Linked DNA regions of Homo sapiens: regions 1, 2 and 4 are each linked to region 3. Evidence: chromatin contacts called from ENCODE Hi-C or POLR2A ChIA-PET data. All regions are on one chromosome and are shown on one strand. The core of a region is the stretch at or near the end of the contact, and the rest is flanking DNA. Distances in the headings are between cores, read along the strand shown. Region 1 overlaps ARID1A (AT-rich interaction domain 1A). Region 2 has its middle 4.7 kb from the start of CRYBG2. Region 3 has its middle 28 kb from the start of HMGN2. Region 4 holds the start of SH3BGRL3 (SH3 domain binding glutamate rich protein like 3).

Region 1 (2,700 bases), core at 172-2,671, 240 kb after region 3:
TCTCTGAGACTTCTTCCCCATTTTCATATTGGCATAGCCTTATGCTGGTACCTCTGCTTGAACTGTATCTGACATCTGTCATGTTGTGCCCAGAACAGGCAGATATTTGTAAACCTTTGTTGAATACCTCCTAGATTCTTGCTACCTAGTTGAGCTTTGGGAGCTGACGTTTTGTTGTTTAGGTTTATTGAGAGGAGTGACAAATCCTCTCAATAAATGCTTTAAAAATTAGAACATTTGGCTGGGCACGGTGGCTCACACCTATAGTCCCAGCACTTTGGGAGGCTGAGGCGGGTCATCATGAGGTCAAGAGTTCAAGACCAGCCTGGACAACATGGCGAAACCCTGTCTCTACTAAAAATACAAAAATAGGCAGGTGTGGTGGCAGGGGCCTGTAGTCCCAGCTACTCGGGAGGCTGAGGCAAGAGAATCGCTTGAACCCGGGAGGCAGAGGATGCAGTACTCCATCTCAAAAAAAAAAAAAAAAAATTAAAACATTTGAAGGATTTTAATTTTACACAGTTTCTGTTCCCTTTTGTTCATTTCATGATAGAAGGAGAGAGGGCCCACAGTCCTTATCTAGGTTTTTGATGGTTGATTTTCAAAAAGATAACAGAAATGTCACTAGCGATTTTGGTAACCAGAGAAGCAGGGTCTTTCTGAGGTTGGTGACCTGTTTTCTTTATAGCTGACCATGTATCTGTGCCTGCTCCCCTTGAATTATAGCCCAGGTGCTCTCTCAGAGTCTCGAAAAGGAAATCCCCACCCCCTCTGTCATATCTGCCCAGACTGCTAAGAGCAGCATGTACCCTGTGCATGTAGCCATCCCTTCTCTAGAACGCTGGTTCTCTGGGCTGGACTGGCCAATCCGCTTCTCCATCTTAGTCACACTGTTCCAACCCTGATACTGCCTGCTGACTGCCTGAGCCTGTGCTGCTTGCAGCAGATTACTGTATGCTTGTTCCTGGGCCCATTTCCTGTTTCTATTCTAGTCGCTGGTGGCTCAGCTCTGCTTCCTGCCTGTGTGTCTCACACAGATTCCTCTTGCTGGAACCTTTTGTTTCCTTCGGAACAGCCTCAATCTTTGAAAAGCAACTGAGCCTTAACTCTAGTATGATGGCTCTTGAGTCACTTAGTCCTACAGAGGTCTGGCTGGAAGTACCTCTTCCCCATTAAGCACACCGTTTGAATTTTACCTTGTTTTTCAGTTTGTCGTCAGCCCTGCTGTAGGAAGTTAAGTTGGGCCAAACTTGTCCTCACTTATTAGTACACAGAGCTATCGGGACTGGTATGTCCTGATTCTTTTGTACCTGGAGCTTTTAAATGTATTTCCTACTACTCAAGAAGACACTTGGTATCCTCTCTGGCCCAAGCTTCCCTGAAGCCCAGGTGATACTTATTTTGAGTTGGGCAGGTTATGCCATCCTCAGCAGAATAACAGGCTGCAGAAAACATAGGGATGGAAAAGAAAGCGTGTGCTGACTCAACCCTCCATCCTGTGTGAGCAATTCAAACCCCCCACCCACCCCCTCAGAGCTTAGGGTGAGAGAGAGAAAGTACAGTGAGGTTGTAAAAAGGGAAGAAGTGAAGGAGGTTGTCCTGGACAAATGTATTTAAAGGCCTAAGGCTCCCCCCTCTTGCCCATTTCCTACAAAAAATATGCTTCGTGAATAAATCTTTTTTCTCTTCCTTTACAGCCACTCTTTTGGGATCATTTGATAATACTGAGTCAGAGGATTTCTGTACTGGACCCTAGGTCTAGCTATGTTTAAAAGAGAGAGATTTAATATAGGGAATTTGGGCTTACAACTGGAAGGAGTGAGGGAGCTTGCTCTAGGCTTGGCCTCCAAGAAACCAGACCCAGATTTAACCTAGATTTGACCTACCAGGGGAACGTCTATCTCGGAGCTACTATTAGATTGATTGCTCTTGAATCATACCCCTAAACCTGTGGTCCAGAATCAGTAAACTGGAATCAAGAAGCAGTAGCTGCTGCCGCCAGAACCAGCACCCAGTTAAGTGGAGGATGGAACCAAAATGCTCCTGCAGAAACAAGTAAAGGAGACAGAAATATGGTCTCTGCTTACTTTGATCTAATCTCATGAGTCAGCTTCTCATTAGCAGAAGCTGAATTGTATCCAAAACCAAGGGATTCTTGGAAATTTCGTTTTTAAGCTTTTTAACCTCTACAATTAGAGAAAGAATAGAATGGAGGCTGCATGAACTAGCCCAACAGAATATTTACAATACTGACACCCCATTCCCGTCTCCCCTCCCACCCCCAACTTTACATATGACGAACCTAAGGCCCAGAAAGGGCAAGAGACTTGTCCAGGGTCATTCAGTAAATGAGAACATTGGATTCTCTGACTGCTAGTCCAGTGGTTCTACTGTTGCTTTTACTGTTAGGACCAACTCCTGTACAAGACCAGCAAAAAGATCCTTTAAGAAAAGGCCGCAGGCACGGTAGCTCACACCTGTAATCCCAGCACTTTGGGAGGTTGAGGCGGTGAGATCACCTGAGGTTGGGAGTTCAAGACCAGCCTGACCAACATTAAGAAACTCCGTCTCTACTAAAAATACAAAATTAGCCGGGCGTGGTGGCATGTGCTTGTAATCCCAGCTACTTGGGAGGCTGAGGCAGGAGAATCGCTTGAACCTGGGAGGCGGAGGTTGCGGTGAGTCAAGATTGTGCCACTG
Region 2 (2,740 bases), core at 198-2,697, 140 kb before region 3:
AGACACCTGTGCCATGATAAGATCAGAACAAATTGCCGGGTAACTGGGCAGACACATAAACACCCATGCGTGAGAGCACACCCTATGCTCTTCACGGATGTAGGACCGGGGAGCTGTGGGGCTCTCGGATTCTCAATACTGCCTTCCCTGCCTTTTGACTTGGCCTTCCACAGGATGTTTTTCCTTCTGTTTAAAACATTTTAAAGTTTTAAAAGAGCACAAGGGGCCAGGCGCGGTGGCTCACGCCTGTAATCCCAGCACTTTGGGAGGCCGAGGCGGGCGGATCACTTAAGATCAAGAGTTCGAGATCAGCCTGGTCAATATGGTGAAACCCTGTCTCTACTAAAAATACAAAAATTAGCTGGGCGTGGAGGCACGTGCTTGTAGTCCCAGCTACTCAGGAGGCTGAGGCAGGAGGATCACTTGAACCTGGGAGGCAGAGGTTGCAGTGAGCCGAGATCATGCCACTGCACCCCAGCCTGGGCAACAGAGTGAGACTCCCATCTCAAAAATGAAACAAAACAAAACAAAGCAAAACAAAAAAAGAGCACAAGGGACTGGGTCTGGTAGCTCAAACCCATAATCCCAGCACGATGGGAGGCCAAGCCAAATCAGTAGAGCTCAGGAGTTTGAGACCAGGCTGAGCAACATAGCCAAATTCCAACTCTACAAAAAATAAAAAGATTGGGTGGACATGTTGGCATGTTCCTAGCTACTTGGGAGGCTGAGGCAGGAGGAGTTTGAGGATGCAGTGTCCTATGATAGTGACACTGCATTCCAGCCTGGGTGACAGAGCAAGACCCTGATTCTATTAAAAAAAAATTTAAAAAAATCAAAAGAAAAGAGAGCCAGGTGCAGTGGCTCACACCTGTAATCCTGGCACTTTGGGAGGCTGAGGTGGGCAGACTGCTTGAGTCCAAGAGTTCGAGATCAGCCTGGGGAACATGGTGAAACCTTGTCTCTACAAAAAATCAGCCCGGCGTGGTGGCATGTGCCTGTAATCCCAGCTACTCAGAAGGCTGAGGTGGGAGGATCACCTGAGCCTGGGGAGGTCAAGGCTGCAGTGAGATGCGATAGTGCCACTGCACTCCATCCTGGGCAACAGAGCAAGATTCCATCTTAAAAAACAAATAAGTAAATACATAAAGGATATAAGAGCACAGGGAGCATTCCACATTAACATCCAAAATCGTGGTACATTGATACACATATTTTTATGCTTCAAGATACTCATACACACTTATTTGATCAACCACAACACTCTAACACACACACACACAACCCCTCAGACATCAGCTACCAGTGCACGGGCTCAGAGAGGTGAAGCAATCTGCTCAGGGTCATATAACCAGTGGCACCTACAGCTAGGAGCCGGGTCTTGCAGTCTGGCAGTCCCTGCAGGCAACAAAGCTTCAGAAATGTGGGCTCTGAAGTCAGACTGCCAAAGCCTGTGTCCCAGCTACACCACGCCCCAGCTGTGTGGCTTTGGGCAGGTGACGTCACCTCTCTGAACCTCCATTTCCTTATCTGAATCATGTGGAATACCTGCTTCATAGGGCTGCTGTGAGGATTACGTGAGATAATCCAGGTGAAGTATGAAGCATGTGGCAAATAAAGGCTTATTGTTATTACAATCTAGAGCTATCTCCAGGGGTGGGGACGACAGGGGAAAACCTCTCCGTGGCATCTAAGTGCAAATGCAGTACAGTCTCAGACGGAACCTGTCAGGTTCATGACAAAGGGATATGAAGAAATCAGCTGTGATGCGAGAATCAAAGTCCATAGGGGAGGGAAGAACTACTGCCTTTGCCCTTAAACTGTCTCTGTCGTCTGCAGGCTACCTGCCTGACTTAGGAAACTGTCCACATAAGTTGTAAAGTTTTAAAAGAGCACAGGGACCATTCCACATTCACATCCAAAATCGTGGTACATTCACACACACACACACACACACACGTGTGTGTGTGTGTATACATATATATTTTTTTCTTCTTCTTCTTCTTCTTTTTTTTGGAGACGGTGTCTCGCTCTGTCGCCAGGCTGGAGTGCGGTGGCTCGATCTCGGCTCACTGCAACCTCTGCCTCCCGGGCTCAAGCGGTTCTCCTGCCTCTGCCTCCGGAGTAGCTGGGACTACAGGAGTGCGCCACCACACCCAGCTAATTTTTGTATTTTTAGTAGAGGCGGGGTTTCACCATGTTGTTTGGCCAGGATGGTCTCAATCTCTTGACCTCGTGATCCGCCCGCCTCGGACTCCCAAGACACATATATTTTTATGCTTCGAGAGATACACATACACGCTTATTTGATCACTACTCTCTCTCTCTCTCTCTCTCTCTCTCTCACACACACACACACACACACACACACACACACACACGGTCTAGGGCCCAGAGGCTCCCCACGCGGCCTTTCTCCATCTCTCCTCACCTCTCCCGGGATGTGGCCTCCGAGATCTCTTTCCCTCTGTGCTCCCTCCGGACCCCTAACCCAGCCAAAAGGTGGGCCAGGCAGGCCCCCGGGCCTCCGCACCGCTCGGCCATGGCGAGTGAAAGACCCGGGGCTCCGGCCGTCGGAGCACCTGACCGCCGGGGCTACCCGCATCCGCTGCATTTGCGGAGAAATGCCTCCTCCGGCCCGCCCCCCTAGCAAACAGCGGCCCCACCCGCAGCCCATGCGGGCGGTGACCCGATCCAGATGCTGCCCGTGCCCTGGGGCACTCTCCAGGACCCCCAACCTCAT
Region 3 (2,857 bases), core at 91-2,590:
GTCACCGAAGTGTTGCCAGCAGGGAAGGTTAAGATCAGATATGCTGATAGATCTGGGGCTCAGAAAGAATTATGAAAAGCAGCAAGCCTCCTTACTTGATACACAGACAACCTTGCTCAACCAACAGTGGCTTCATCCTACCTCCCCAGGGTACTTCCAGTAATTCCCTATGGTAGTGTTTTCCAGAATGGGACATGACTACAGCTGGGGGCCCTAGGTATTTTTTTTTTTTTTTTTTTGAGACAGTCTTGCTCTGTCGCCCAGACTGGAGTGCAGTGGCATGATATGGACTCACTGCAACCTCTGCCTCCCGGATTCAAGCAATTCTCCTGCCTCAGCCTCCCGAGTAACTGAGACTACAGGTGCGCACCACCACGCCTGGCTAATTGTTGTATTTTTAGTAGAGATGGGGTTTCACCATGTTGGCCAGGCTGGTCTTGAACTCCTGACCTCGTGATCCACCTGCCTTGGCCTCGCCTTGGCAAAACCCCGTCTCTACTAAAAATACAAAAATTAGCCAGGCGTGGTGTCTCGTGCCTGTAGTCCCAGCTACTTGGGAGGCTGAGGCAGGAGAACGGCTTGAACCTTGGAGGCGGAAGTTGCAGCGAGCCGAGATCATACTGCTTAACTCCAGCAAAAAGAAAAAAAAGAAAGCTGGGGCTGCGCGCGGGGGCTTATGCCTGTAACCCCAGCACTTTGGGAGGACAGCCTGGCCAACAGAGCGAGACCCTATCTCTATTTTTTTTTAAAAAAATAACAAAACAAAAAAAGCTGGTTGGTTGTTGGGAGGCCTGGCTGCTTTTGGGAAGGATAATCCTCGTCCACACCAAGGTGATTCAGTGAGCAGGGTGAGGGCAGATGCTGGGTGTCCACGCCCCGGCCCCACAGCAGCCAGAGGAAGATACCAGCCCGCGCACCCGTCGCCATGGCAACCTCAACCCCACTCCTGGACCCTAGCTCGGAAGGGGGCAGGGTATCGAAAGCCGATCGCCAGAGGCTCCTCGGTGCCTCGTGCGAGTCCCCGCCGTCAGCCCCGAGGAGCCTCCTGGCACCAAGCAGGCGCTGCCCCCTTCGGCCACACGGTGGCGGCGCAGAGCCGAGCTCCGCGCCCCACCTGGGAGGCGGCGCCCGCGGGATGGGGCTCCTCGGCCCAGCTCCCCAGCCTCGACAAGGATACGGCCCGACATCCAGGCCAGGAGCGTCGCTGGGGCTTAACCGCCGTTCCCCAAGGCGCCCCTCCACTCCTCCAGCGGGCTCCCGCATCCCCCATTATCCGGCGGACCCCAACCCCTGCTCACGTGACTCGCCCGCCACCCTCGAAGAACTCTCGTGGGGCCGCCCCGCCCTGCCGCAGGTCACGCGCTGCGCACCTGGAGGGCATCTGGCCAGCCGCCAGCTAGAGCCTGCCCCTGCTCAGGCTCGGCTCAACCCGGGCCCGCGCCTGCTCCGAGCCCAGGAAGAGCGTCCTGTCCAGCTCCCAAGTGCGCCGGCCCGTGGGGAAGGAGGCGGGAGTGGGCTCCAGCGGTGCGGCCCTCGCTCCTCCGACCCGGGGCCCTCTCCACCTCGGGGGAAGAAAGAGGCCTCTGCCTCCGCCTCCTTCCCTGAGCGCTGCCACCCTCACTCCGGCCCTCTGACCGCGGGTCCCGGACATTGCGCTTAGGGGTCGCCTTGCAGGGCCAGAGAAGCTGGCAGACCACGCGCGCGCACGTGCCGGGGCGGGGCGTCACCGGGGGCGGGGCCTGGAAGGGCGGGGTCGGCGGGCTCGGGTTCCCGCGGGGCGCGCGCGGGGTGACGGGAGCCGGGACTACGCGGAAGTGGGGGTAGGGGCCGCGGGACGGGGAGGGGCGTCCCCAGTACCCGCGAGTGGCTTCAGGGAGCGCAAGGCCAGCTGAGTCTGGGCGCTGGATGGGCGGCCTTGGCATTAGGTCCAGATTTGGGTCCTAAGTACTGTGCCCAACCGGCCCGAGGGGAAGGGGGAGGAGACAGGAACCGCGCCCATTTTCCGGATCAGGTTCTTGGAACCAGCCCGGAAATCCTGGGACTCAATCTGGGGGCCAGATCTGGAGGCGATGGTTTTTCTAGAGACGGGCTGATGCAGCCCCAGTATGCCGTCGCACTCATTTCCCACATTCCAGGAACGGTCCAGGTCTGCCCTTCAGCGGTTTGGGAACTCCGCGACGACTCCCTCTCTCCACAACTGCAGGGTGGGCCGCGCTCTGAAAACCTGGCAAAGCGATGGGGGTCCCTCAGAGCCCCTCCTTCATATTCAGTTTCAAAAGGATTTGGCATTGGGGAAACCTTGGGACCTCAAGCCACATGGAGAAAGAGCTCCAGGTCACAAGGGCTTGGACCTGAGGGCACCTCGGCTGGCTCCTTTCTCGTGCAGTCTTTGCAAAAGAGGACCAGGTGGTGGCCAGAAGGGCACTTTGAGGGCTGAAGAGCTCAAACTGCACAGGGATAGGACCGAGGTGCAGAGTCCTTGGGGCCCTTTTTTTTTCTGTCATATCTTGTTTTGCCATTCGGCCTGGAAATACCTGGAAATTCTTCCTGCCTGTTTTTCCCTCAGAAAAGTTTTTTTTATGTAAAAGTGGCCAGGCACAACTGTAATCCCAGCACTTTGGGAGGCCGAGGTGGGCGGATTGCTTGAGGCCAGGGGTTCGAGACCAGCCTGGGCAACATAGCAAGACCCCGTCTCTGCCAAAAATACAACAAATTAGCCAGGCGTGGAAACGCGCGCCTGTAATCCTAACTGCTGGGGAGGCTGAGGCAGGAGACTCGCTTGAACCTGGGAGGCAGAGGTTACAGTGAGCCACCAAGATCAAGATCGTGCCACTGCACTCCAGCCTGGGCGACAGAG
Region 4 (2,700 bases), core at 54-2,553, 220 kb before region 3:
TTATAAAATAAAGTATCTTAACAGACTCCTCAGTTTTCCATACCCTTCCATCACCACCACCACGCTATTCTACCCCTCACTTTGGCTTGTTAGAGCCAAACACCTGGGTGTTCAGCCAGGTCCCCCAGGCAGCAGCGTGGAGGAACCTTTGGCAGGTCCAGCCAGCCTCATGTCCCTATCTATCTCTGCCACCTCTGCTCCTCTGTCGTTCTATAGAACCAGATCTCTTCCCACTCACTTTCTCTTGGGCAAACCTTCCCTGAGTCATAACAGAAGTTTGTCACTGGAAAGTTTCAGCAGTCCTCTCAGGAAGTTGGCAGCCTCTGGGTTGCTGTGAGGAAGTGGCTTTACCAGAGCAAGGGTTGTCTTTCTGGGCTGTTAACCTGCCTGAGCCCTGGACCAGGGGGACATCTGAGAAGCATGATGTTGAGTGCCAGACAGCTAGGTCTCCAAAGTTGGGCTCGTTGCTGGAGTCTGCCCCCTCAACCGCTGAATTCTTGCTGGGAGTAGTAGCAGTTTGGGAATGCCATCTGCAGCATGGAGCTGGGGTTGAGCTTGGACCACCCCAAGACCTGGGGTGGATCTTAAGGGTCAGCTTGAGCCTAGGCTCTCGAGTCCTGACATCATCCTCTACCGCCACGCTTTCCAGCTGTCAGCCTTGGTCTCCATCTGGTTCCTTGAGGGTGTGGCCTCTGCGTCCTGCTATCACCCTTCCTTGTCTAAACCTTCCCACCTGAGTGGAGAGGAACTTGGGGGAAAATCTCTAAGCATGGGCTCTTCCTGCTGTCCTATGCTTCCTATCCCCTAGGGTTAGTGGTGCGTGTTGGGTGGTGGAGCGAGGGATCCCTTGGAGCAAGGTTCTTAGAGAACTTTGGGTCTGAAAGCAGCTCAAACCTTCCAAAGCCCCAAGCTTCCCTGTGCTATTAGAGCACCTCCTCCTGGAGAGAGCGGCTCTCGTGGCTGGGGAGTTGGATGCACCAAACCTGTGTGCGGCTGGAGAGGGAGGCTTCTGCCAGACCCTCTCCCGGGCCTGTCCTGCCACCCAGGCCCCTCCCCAGTCTCACACTGAGCTCCAGATCAGGGAAGGGCCGAAAAGGACGATCAGGGCAGCCGCAGAAGGGGCGCCCTGCGTGGGACGGGTCCGTTGCGCGCCTGGTAACCGAGGGGGAAGGGAAGGGGCCTCTGGCGTGCGGGGCGGTGTCGCGCAGGTCCCACCCCGCCTGCCCGCGCCGCCCATTGGTCCCGAGCGCGATGACTTGGCGGGCGGAGCAGGAAGGAAACCGCTCCCGAGCACGGCGGCGGCGTCGTCTCCCGGCAGTGCAGCTGCCGCTACCGCCGCCCTCTGCCCGCCGGCCCGTCTGTCTACCCCCAGCATGAGCGGCCTGCGCGTCTACAGCACGTCGGTCACCGGCTCCCGCGAAGTAAGTGCGCGCCCGGACTGGCGCTGGGGGAAAGCGCAGGGCTGTATCCCGGTGCTTTGGACCCTAGCGCCCGGGACCCACCCCCAGGACGGGGGCGGGGTGGGGGGAGTGCGTCGGCGAGGTGCTGGGCACGGTCTCCCGGACCCGGTCCCGAGGCCCCATCCTGAATGTCTTCATCGGGCATCCTGGGTCCTTTGCAGCCGCGGCATGAACTTCCCGTGCCCATCCCCCATCAACCCCACACCCATTCTCTGCACTCCCACTACCGGGCTGACCCTGACCACGACCGCAGCCTGCCCTCCCCTCCCCTCCCCACCCTGAGCCTGATCCCACTTCCCTTCACTCTGACCCCCTCCCCCGTGGCTGATAATCCCTCTCTTCATCCTGCACCACCTCAAGCCTGACTCATCCTCCCAACTCCTAGAGGCCAGAACCCTCCCCTAGTGTGGAGGGGAATGGGGGGACAAAAGCTCCTGGTCACAGCCTCTCTCACCCTGCCCAGCATTTCCCCCATAAATCCTCCAGCCTATCCACTAACCCCTACCCACCCTCTGTCCCCAGATCAAGTCCCAGCAGAGCGAGGTGACCCGAATCCTGGATGGGAAGCGCATCCAATACCAGCTAGTGGACATCTCCCAGGACAACGCCCTGAGGGATGAGATGCGAGCCTTGGCAGGCAACCCCAAGGCCACCCCACCCCAGATTGTCAACGGGGACCAGTACTGTGGGGTATGGGCTGGGGGACGGGGGGGTGGGGGGAGTGTTGGAAGAGGACTCTAGCCAGGGTCATATCTGCCACAAAGCACTTGGGCCCCCTGCATTCAGGTGACCACCCCTCGCCTCCCCTTCTCCAGGACTATGAGCTCTTCGTGGAGGCTGTGGAACAAAACACGCTGCAGGAGTTCCTGAAGCTGGCTTGAGTCAAGCCTGTCCAGAGTTCCCCTGCTGGACTCCATCACCACACTCCCCCCAGCCTTCACCTGGCCATGAAGGACCTTTTGACCAACTCCCTGTCATTCCTAACCTAACCTTAGAGTCCCTCCCCCAATGCAGGCCACTTCTCCTCCCTCCTCTCTAAATGTAGTCCCCTCTCCTCCATCTAAAGGCAACATTCCTTACCCATTAGTCTCAGAAATTGTCTTAAGCAACAGCCCCAAATGCTGGCTGCCCCCAGCCAAGCATTGGGGCCGCCATCCTGCCTGGCACTGGCTGATGGGCACCTCTGTTGGTTCCATCAGCCAGAGCTCTGCCAAAGGCCCCGCAGTCCCTCTCCCAGGAG

What was found. A loop is a pair of places that touch in the nucleus more often than their neighbours do. ChIA-PET counts read pairs that join two places held with the same protein, here RNA polymerase II (POLR2A). Pooled maps may share reads with other maps.
Region 1: a pooled map shows a loop between it and region 3 (8-fold over the local background). The contact joins two enhancer-like sites. A Hi-C loop is called at or near these places in 2 of 37 single-sample maps with no recorded cell type and 11 of 50 pooled maps. POLR2A ChIA-PET finds 5 or more read pairs at or near these places in 6 of 52 experiments (A673, HEK293T, activated CD4-positive, alpha-beta memory T cell and 2 more).
Region 2: POLR2A ChIA-PET joins it to region 3 with 19 read pairs in PC-9. The contact joins two enhancer-like sites. POLR2A ChIA-PET finds 5 or more read pairs at or near these places in 4 of 52 experiments (OCI-LY7, PC-9, T-cell and 1 more).
Region 4: a loop to region 3 is called in a pooled map, with 3 times the contacts of the local background. The contact joins the promoter of SH3BGRL3 here to the enhancer-like site in region 3. A Hi-C loop is called at or near these places in 7 of 50 pooled maps. POLR2A ChIA-PET finds 5 or more read pairs at or near these places in 3 of 52 experiments (GM12878, WTC11 and activated CD8-positive, alpha-beta memory T cell).

What each region holds. Positions count from the first base shown.
Region 1 is chr1:26,743,315-26,746,014 of GRCh38, forward strand. All of the region lies in intron 4 of ARID1A (AT-rich interaction domain 1A), which reads left to right. Among named protein-coding and RNA genes, the nearest start is that of PIGV, 43 kb to the right of the region's middle. RefSeq lists an enhancer at 1,017-1,086. Within about 2 kb of position 1,422, at least 31 of the 41 ENCODE cell types and tissues checked have a DNase peak (open chromatin) inside an H3K27ac peak, as active enhancers do; they include A673, where a contact is called at or near this core.
Region 2 is chr1:26,357,509-26,360,248 of GRCh38, forward strand. No RefSeq gene overlaps it. Among named protein-coding and RNA genes, the nearest start is that of CRYBG2, 4.7 kb to the left of the region's middle. RefSeq lists a silencer at 1,250-1,544. Within about 2 kb of position 1,448, at least 6 of the 41 ENCODE cell types and tissues checked have a DNase peak (open chromatin) inside an H3K27ac peak, as active enhancers do.
Region 3 is chr1:26,499,276-26,502,132 of GRCh38, forward strand. No RefSeq gene overlaps it. Among named protein-coding and RNA genes, the nearest start is that of HMGN2, 28 kb to the left of the region's middle. RefSeq lists silencers at 1,009-1,188, 1,399-1,888 and enhancers at 2,069-2,138, 2,098-2,755, 2,169-2,228. Within about 2 kb of position 1,341, at least 38 of the 41 ENCODE cell types and tissues checked have a DNase peak (open chromatin) inside an H3K27ac peak, as active enhancers do; they include A673 and GM12878, where a contact is called at or near this core.
Region 4 is chr1:26,278,783-26,281,482 of GRCh38, forward strand. It overlaps SH3BGRL3 (SH3 domain binding glutamate rich protein like 3), which reads left to right and starts at 1,304. Exons shown (of 3, transcript NM_031286.4): 1 at 1,304-1,421; 2 at 1,983-2,150; 3 at 2,276-2,700. The coding sequence starts at 1,374. The coding sequence ends at 2,341. CEP85 (centrosomal protein 85) reads left to right here. Exons shown (of 14, transcript NM_001319944.2): 14 at 1-26. RefSeq lists enhancers at 825-1,712, 1,713-2,599 and silencers at 1,088-1,659, 1,136-1,585.